Regions from separate parts of the Homo sapiens genome. Here all the other regions are linked to region 1. A link is a loop called in an ENCODE intact Hi-C map of the cell type or tissue named here. Cell type or tissue: CD4-positive, alpha-beta T cell. All regions are shown on one strand.

Region 1 (2,500 bases):
TGGAAATACAGCAGTGAAGAGGGCAGGCCAAGCCTTCGCCCCCAGTGGGGGTCCCCTCTGCGGGAGAAGCAGCGCGGCCAACTGCCTGGCCACCACCGGGCCAGGCACTAGGGAGTGGCCGGGGCTGCAGCGAAGCCCTGGCCTGAGGACAGACGGGGCACAGTATGCTGGAAACAGCTGAAAGGGGACAGGGCATGAGTGCCGCGGTGTCAGCGCCGGAGCCCGTTGGTCCCCTCCCTCCCCCTGGGGCCCGCGCGTTCAACACCGACCTCTGTCCCAGTGCCCGGATTGGCAGAGGCAGGCGGGAGGAGCCAGAGGTCGCCCCACATAGCTCGGTCTCAGACAAGGGTCTACACTGGAGAGAAGGGAGGGGCCCCTGGGTCACCTCTCCCCGGGCCGCGATTCTCCTCGTCCCGCACTCTGAGCAGCCGGCCCCGTACTTCCCCTGACCTCCAAGCTCTCGGCCACGGACTCCTCGCTTCCCCACTCCGCCGCGACGTCCTGCCCTGTGCTTCGGGATGGGGACTGAGTCTCCTCGCTCCTCCAATCCGTGCAACCCCTTCCCCCATCTCTCCATCAAGCACCCTCGACTCCCACCCCTCTCCCGCTACACAGCGAAGTCCACCCCATGGGCAACTTTCCGGCAGTTGCGGGGTGGGCAGCAGATTTAGAAATCCCCAAACGGAAAATCCCGCTCACAAGGCTCTGTCCAACGAATCAGGGCTAGGCATGGGCCCATGAGCAAGTGAGGGGCACGGAAGGAAAGAGCCCGAGAGCTTCTGGCAGCCGGCTGAGCCCCCAACGGGCCTCCCGCCCGCTGCACCTTCGCAGCCTGGCTGTGCACGCGCTGTACCTGAGACATCCTGGCCGACTTGCAAGAACTCCAGGGAGACAGCGGAGGAGGCGAGGACCAGGAAGCGATCGCCCAGATTGCACTGGCAAGCGCCTTTAGAGGCGCGGTCCACTCGCCCCAACCCTGCTCGGGCGAGCACCGGAAAGCCAATCAGAAGCCAGCTATGCGCTAGGGGCGTGCCCAGCCCCCGCCGCGGCGCTAGCCCCGCCCGAGCCCACGTGGGACCGCTTGCGCAAACGCCGGGAGTAGCCGAAGGGGACGCCGGGAACAGGTGGGGACAACGGAAGTAGGGTGCTTAGTTTTGCTGCCGGGAGTTGGTCGAGAGTTGGGTTCAGTCCTGGCCCGTTGTGGGGACGGCACGCGGGGGAAGGGGAGGGGACGGAGACCGAAGAACGGAGGTCCTTATGTTTCTTTTCTTTCCTTAAATCTTGCCCGGCCTGAAGAGGCCGGAAGTTGCATCTCTGGACAAGTAAACTCTGAGACCTGGGAATGGCGGGCGGGACCCGCTCCTCCCTTGGGGTCTAGAGGAGACCCCCGGAGATGGTCCCTGATGAGCAGCGTGATGGTGGAAAGCTGGACTGGTCTCCCGAAAGGCGAAGCCGAGGCTTCTTCCTCTGAACTTTTGGCACGTTCTTTGACTTGCTTGTGGCCGTAGTGTCAGGCCTGTATTGCACATTTATGTCTGTGGTGCATTTCTCCATCTGGTGCGTTAAAGGCAGGGACGGTGTCTTATTTGTCTTGATTTAACAAACTTGGACGGGACGAAGTGCTCAGCAAATATTTGTTAAATGAATGGCTGTTTATTGAACTCCTGTTGGGTAACTTGCACTGTTCTAGACCTTGGCAGACAGCAGTGAACAAAGCGGGTGAATCCCTGCAATCTTGGAACTTACAAGTAGGGACAGTAGTTTATACAATAAGTTAAATATAGAGTACTTTAGGGGCTTAGAGAGTTGGAAGTTTATAGTTTTAAATGGAGGAGGGGGAGTATTGAGGGAAGGTGACATTTGAGAAAGTTCCTCAAGGAGGGGAGGGAAGATTCCAAGCAGAGAACAAGTGTAAAGGCGTGGGCAAGGAACCAGGGGAAGAGTAGAAAGATGAGGCTGGAGAGTTTTGGCGGTGGCAGACTGGCTAGGTGATGCAGAAGTTGGCCATCACAGGGACTTTGACTGTCATGCTGAGTGAGATGGGAAATCGTAAAAGGGTTTGAAAAGAGGATGAGGAGACGGAGGGGAACGTCTTTGCGAGATTGTTACACAGCCTAATCTCCATGGGAACTGAAAGGAGCAGCACAGGTGTCTGGAAGTGTTTTAGGATCGATGTTTAAGAAGCTAAAGGAAGACTTCTCTGGCAGTGGTTGCAAAGGAGCTGGGTGAAGAGAGGGAAATGATGGAAAATTCTCTGGAGATCATTAAAAAAGCAAAGTCATTCCTCTCTAATTCATAATTTGTGGCAAGAGGGCTGGACTACAAATCTCTGCCCTGCCTACACCTTCCCCCTCCCCAGGGAAGGTAGACGCTTTCAGACTTAACTTGCTAACTTAATGTAGGTCACGTTTTATGGAATGTTTGGGAAGAAATGAAGATGCAATAGGGAACAAATCTAGGGTTTTCAGTCTGAGCATAATTTTGTTTGAGAAAGGAAAAC
Region 2 (2,500 bases), 1.2 Mb after region 1:
CTGCCATTAGCACAATGTCCAGGGAACATTTGGGCAGCTATCTGTCCCTCTCAGCCCAGGTACATGGGGGTTATGTTGATTAAATAAATCTAATCATGGAAATAAACTGACCCAGGTGATGGGCACAGCACTCAGCTCCAAGTTACTGGTGATTGTCAGAAAATCCAATTAAGATAGAGCTGAGCCTACTGTGCTGCATACAGTTAATTGAGGGCAAGGGTAGGGGCTAAGGGGAAGCTAAGAAAGGAAATCATGTCTTAATATCCATTAAGTTAATCTCCCTCTTAAGCAGTGCCAGAGAGAGTCCAGGAAGAACCTAGAAGAGAATTTAATGGAAACTAGGTACCAGCCTGCTTTAACATTTTCTTGACATTCTGGCTGGGGGACATGTGACAGGCACAGGAGACAAGGACATGCAAGTCTATGTGTCATTTACGGAGCCACGGACTAGGACTGTGGAGGCCCAAGGTCAAATCTGTTCTGGGCTCCATCACCAATTAACCACTTGATATTTGACGCTGTCCTATCTGTGCCTTAATAAAATGGAGTGCTAGAACTGGACCAAAGCCACCTGGTGGCTCTGAAGACCTTCAGCAGGAGAGGGGGAGAAAATGAAAATACAGGAATTTGAGAAAAATCTACCAACGTTATCACAGTGAGCTTGTGTTTCGGCATTATGATACAGCACATAGAAAATGGGGGGTGGCTCAGGGCAGGGAGAGAATTTGTTTCTTTCCTTCGTCCATTTGAAACTTATTGAGCATCTATATGTTCCAGGTTACAGAAACAAATACTGCATGGTCCTCGACCCAGAGAAAATCTCTTATAGGCCATGGGAGGCTGAGAGGTGTCTGTTTTTCTTCCCAGTATATCCCCAACATTTAACAACAGGTTAATACTTAAATATAGTAGATTCTCAATAAATATGTGTTGATTAAATAAATAAACCAATTTAATTCAAGACAAGTAAACGGACACTTTCAAGGAAGCATTTTAAAGCTATAGGGGAGAGAAAAGTGGCCTGGGAACTCAAATATGCGGCCCTCACCCCTACTAGGGAAGCAGAAGGAGGGAGCATCCCGTCCAAAGCTTCCCAAGCGGCGCCGGACTGCGTGCTGCGGCTGTGGGGGTAGAAGTCTTCAGATAAAAGATGGGGAAAACAGACCAAAGCAAGTCTCGCTGGCCAGTGACACTCCAGGAGCATGGCCCATGGAAGGATCCAAGGCTGAGGGATCTGGGGTAGCCCCACAGAGATACTCTGCCAAAATCCAGTCACGAGAAGGAGGGAGGAGGCGAGGAACGAAAATGAGATTTGGTTTAGGCCGGAAGAACGGGCTGCGCCAACAACGAGAAAATAAAGTGGCGAGCTGGGAAGGGTGTAGCGCGGGCTAGAAGGGCGGGAAACTTGAGAACCACGGGCGCGGGAGCCTGGCGGGGACGCAAGCCCGGAACTGGCGGAGGGGTGGGCAGGCGCATGCGCGCGCGCAGCTGAAACGCCGGCTGATGAAACTGACAAAGGCGAGAGCGCGCAGCAGCCCACAGCAGCCGAGTTCGCGCCGCCGGTAGGTGCTGCCATGCCAGGGGGCGGGATCGTGGAGCGCCTCGCAGAACCGCACGAAAGCAAAAACAAAGCCATCTCTCCGGAGCAGAAATAGAACAGACGTGGCCGGGGAAAGCCAAATATTTGTGAGATGATGTGAACAAAGGGGGAAAAGTCAATCCAGGGAAGTTTGAGTTTCTGGTTGGAGGCTTCAGCGGCTCTGATCGCTGGATACTTTAAGAGAACATCCTTTGCCCCCGCTCTCCCTCTCTCCCCGAAGAAAAATAAATCCTTGGCAAAATGAGACTTGACGGCATGAAAAGAAGGTCTCCAGACTGTCCCAGCTGGCGCGGGCGGGGCCGGGGCCGAGGTGCCGCTTGGTGACACTGCAGCCGCGGCTCAGCACTGTCACCCAGAAAGGCCCGCCGACGTCTGTATGCAGGGAACGTGGCTCTTAGCAGAGCCTGGACAGGCGCAGGGCCAAGGAAGTCTTTGTTTTTGTTTCTTTCTCTAGCCCTTCCTGCCAATACATCAGGGATATAACTCCTTGGTGTTTCTGCCTTACAATCGCTCCTTATACCCCACCCAGATCCTCAGCACTGCAGCTCCCACTGCCACTGCCCGCTGTGAGTCACCTCCCCCTCTCCCTTTTTTAAACCAAACGGCAAGGCCATATTGCAGTTATCCATAAATGGAAAAGCAAGAAGCCACCAATACCTGTTTGAGAAGATGGCATTTTAATTAGCACACTCCGGCTGCCATAAACCCGGGCTCCTGCCCCACCTCTCCCCCCGCCCCCTCCTCCCCCCTCCCCCGCCGTGCCCTCTCTCAACCTCCCCGCTCACCCCCATCTATGTAAAAAAGCCATAAAGCCTCTCTCCAATCGCTTTCTCGGAGGGAGTTTTTGCAACCCCCACAACACAGGTTGATTGGAAAGGTCTCTCTCCCGGATAACAACAA
Region 3 (2,500 bases), 1.1 Mb after region 1:
AAATACATTGTTCTCCCTGGTAACGTTTGCTAAACCTATGCTCGATTTCGGGCTGAAAAATCAGTAGTTACCCAGAACTCTGAGGTCACTCTCTGGATGCGTTTTCTTTAGAAATTCTAATTCGAAAATGTTCAAGCCTTCATTTGGAGCTTTGTTTTGTTTTCTGTATAAAAAGGTTTGGGGTGTTTTGCTTTTGTTTGTTTTGTTTTCTTTTTATTCAAAAATACTCCTTCTCTGTTTAGATATAATAGAGTGGTCTTGGAGATTAAGAGAATTTAGGAAAATATTTTTGATGGTGCCCTCAGTTGATATGTTACTGAAATAACAAATTGTTTTTTAAAACTTTCTTCTTTCTAGGTAGATGTCCCATCTCTAAAAATACTCTTGACTATTGGAAACGTGGGCACCAGTACACACAGCTGATGAGCTGCTCTAAGCCAGGGCTTGCTTCCAGCAACTCCCCTCACACCAAATGAAGAGGGTTTTGTTATGTTGGTTGTTGTTAGTGAAAGGTTTCTGTTTTGTTTTTTGTTTTGTTTTTGTTTGTTTTTAAACACTCTTGTTGGGTCTTCTACATCCTATATTATCTTCCTAGGAGAAAGGTTAATTTTCATTTCAAAAATGCGTGTGCTGCTGCACAAAACTCATAGTGCTTCATCCTAAAGATTTTTTTATGTCCAAATATTAAAATACTATAATGATGCTTTAATGGAATAAAATGTTTGTCCAATTAACCACTTCTTTGCTATTTGTTAGAATCTCTAGGAACATAGGCCAGTTCCTTAATGTAGTGTTTGTCCTAAGCCATTAAATACTCCATCTTAATTTTATTACATTAAGATATTCAAAATTATCTTCTTCAAATCTTTGTGTCATGTTTCTTTATTAGCTTGACTCACATCAACTGAGTCTCAGCAAGAAATAAGTTGACAGATGTTAGACAACTTGAAGGGGAGTTATTTGTTTTTAAAAAGATTAAATATTCCTGTCTAATTTATTTTTAAATCTCTCTCTCTCTCTCTGTTTTACTGTACTTGGACAGGGTAGGGCTGGAAAAGAAAGCCACGTCCTCCTTTACTGTATCAGCAGTGAATTTGCACCACCTTCTGGTAGGTTAGAGAATGACGAAAACACCCGCTGCTTCCATAAAAGAATTCTTTTATTCACTGTGGTCTGTTGTCCGATTTGTAGCTGAACTCAGAGCACCACTTAGCTTCTCAGAACTCACAGCTGATCTCTCCTATAGCCTGGTTTTATACAGATTCTTTGAACTGGGAAGTCTTTTCTTTATCATATCCTTGAGAAGGCTCACAAAATCCCCAACCGGTCCCTGCCTGTTAATTTACTGAAATGCCTGGCAGGGAAGTAAAGGATGGCTGGAGAATAGTCATTTCCTATTCTATTTTGGCTGTCCTCTGTAGAGTGCTTGAAAACAAATCGGAGGCTATAACTGTAGCAGCAGAGAAATAAACGCTTCTCTTTCTTGGTTTCATAAGACCCTCATTACCCACAATTAATCATAATGACATGCTGTATTCAGGCTCCTTGCTGGGGACTGCGAGGAACACACAGATGTGGCTTTCTGTAGATTTCAATCCCCTCTGCAGTATGGATTTCAGGATACAAAGCTTGTTAGTACACATTACTAGCCCCTGGATCTGCGGTTTCTCTCAAAAGTGCTGGTCAGCACTAGAGTGTGGAGGGTTTCCCAGACTTCAAATGAGGAACGTTTTTTCATGGCCTTCCTGCCTGGTGATAAAGACCACAGGGTGCAAAGGTTGATACTTCTTTCTCAAAGCCAAGCTAGATTTTAAAAAATGGAATATATACCCAGTAAAATGCAGTATGCATATATGTGTGTGTTACATCTATCTTATGTGAAGGTCTCTTATTCAAGGAGACAATAAACTTGATGGTGTGCACTACAGAATATGAGGAAAAATGAAGACCATGTTCTAGTAACATAGAGCCCCAAATGCTTTGCCTGCAAAACTGAGCTCAGAGAGAGAATGATTCTCAATTGGGTTAAATTAGTGAAATCATTTGATGAATTATTAATCTTATGTTAACCAACTGAGCCCCTGATAGGTGCCAGGTCTGTGAAGCTGAAACAGCCATGCTGGCTGTCGTGGGCTAGTTGCAATTGTCTACACCTGAATCAGCAGGGGCTTTCCAGCTAATTGTGTTAAAGGGATCTACCTACACAAGGCTGTTTGTTACTTGCATGATGTTAAGACAACCCAAACAAGAAAGATCAATAATTATTTTGTCATCACCTTACTCAAAAGTCTTTATTACAAACTTAAGAAGATTGTGAAGAAAGTACATGGAGAAACCTACAAACTTTCTTGATGAATATTCCAAGATAAGATTCAAATAAAGGTGAAAAAGACTGTTTTCTTAAATGCAGAGACTTAATGTTGTGAAGACATCAATTCTCAAATTTACATACAGACGGCCTTCCATATCCATGGATTCCACATTCATGGATTCAACCAAT

What was found. A loop is a pair of places that touch in the nucleus more often than their neighbours do. Peaks named below come from ENCODE experiments on the same cell type or tissue, not always from the same donor. Only the 100,000 strongest peaks of a DNase experiment are listed, where the experiment ranks them.
Region 2: it touches region 1 in a loop (6-fold over the local background); 7 of 110 quality-filtered maps call a loop at or near these places.
Region 3: it touches region 1 in a loop (2.8-fold over the local background); 2 of 110 quality-filtered maps call a loop at or near these places.

What each region holds. Positions count from the first base shown.
Region 1 is chr2:119,365,414-119,367,913 of GRCh38, reverse strand. It overlaps C2orf76 (chromosome 2 open reading frame 76), which reads left to right and starts at 1,080. Exons shown (of 6, transcript NM_001322331.2): 1 at 1,080-1,124. DBI (diazepam binding inhibitor, acyl-CoA binding protein) reads right to left here and starts at 937. Exons shown (of 4, transcript NM_001079862.4): 1 at 854-937. The coding sequence starts at 862. RefSeq lists enhancers at 1-16, 547-876, 1,247-1,506 and a silencer at 977-1,126. In CD4-positive, alpha-beta T cell, no CTCF peak of the experiment used is centred here; DNase peaks (open chromatin) are centred at 283 and 1,043; H3K4me3 peaks cover 2,309 bases; H3K27ac peaks cover 1,040 bases.
Region 2 is chr2:118,185,417-118,187,916 of GRCh38, reverse strand. THORLNC (testis associated oncogenic lncRNA) reads left to right here and starts at 1,531. Exons shown (of 3, transcript NR_144530.1): 1 at 1,531-1,686. RefSeq lists enhancers at 1,177-1,226, 1,367-1,546. In CD4-positive, alpha-beta T cell, no CTCF peak of the experiment used is centred here; DNase peaks (open chromatin) are centred at 1,516 and 1,936; H3K4me3 peaks cover 1,453 bases; H3K27ac peaks cover 1,257 bases.
Region 3 is chr2:118,220,790-118,223,289 of GRCh38, reverse strand. The region is part of intron 1 of LOC105373578 (a long non-coding RNA gene); the gene reads left to right. Among named protein-coding and RNA genes, the nearest start is that of THORLNC, 36 kb to the right of the region's middle. RefSeq lists an enhancer at 963-1,257. In CD4-positive, alpha-beta T cell, CTCF peaks have their summits at 929 and 1,133 (motif pointing left); a DNase peak (open chromatin) is centred at 1,089; H3K27me3 peaks cover 1,091 bases.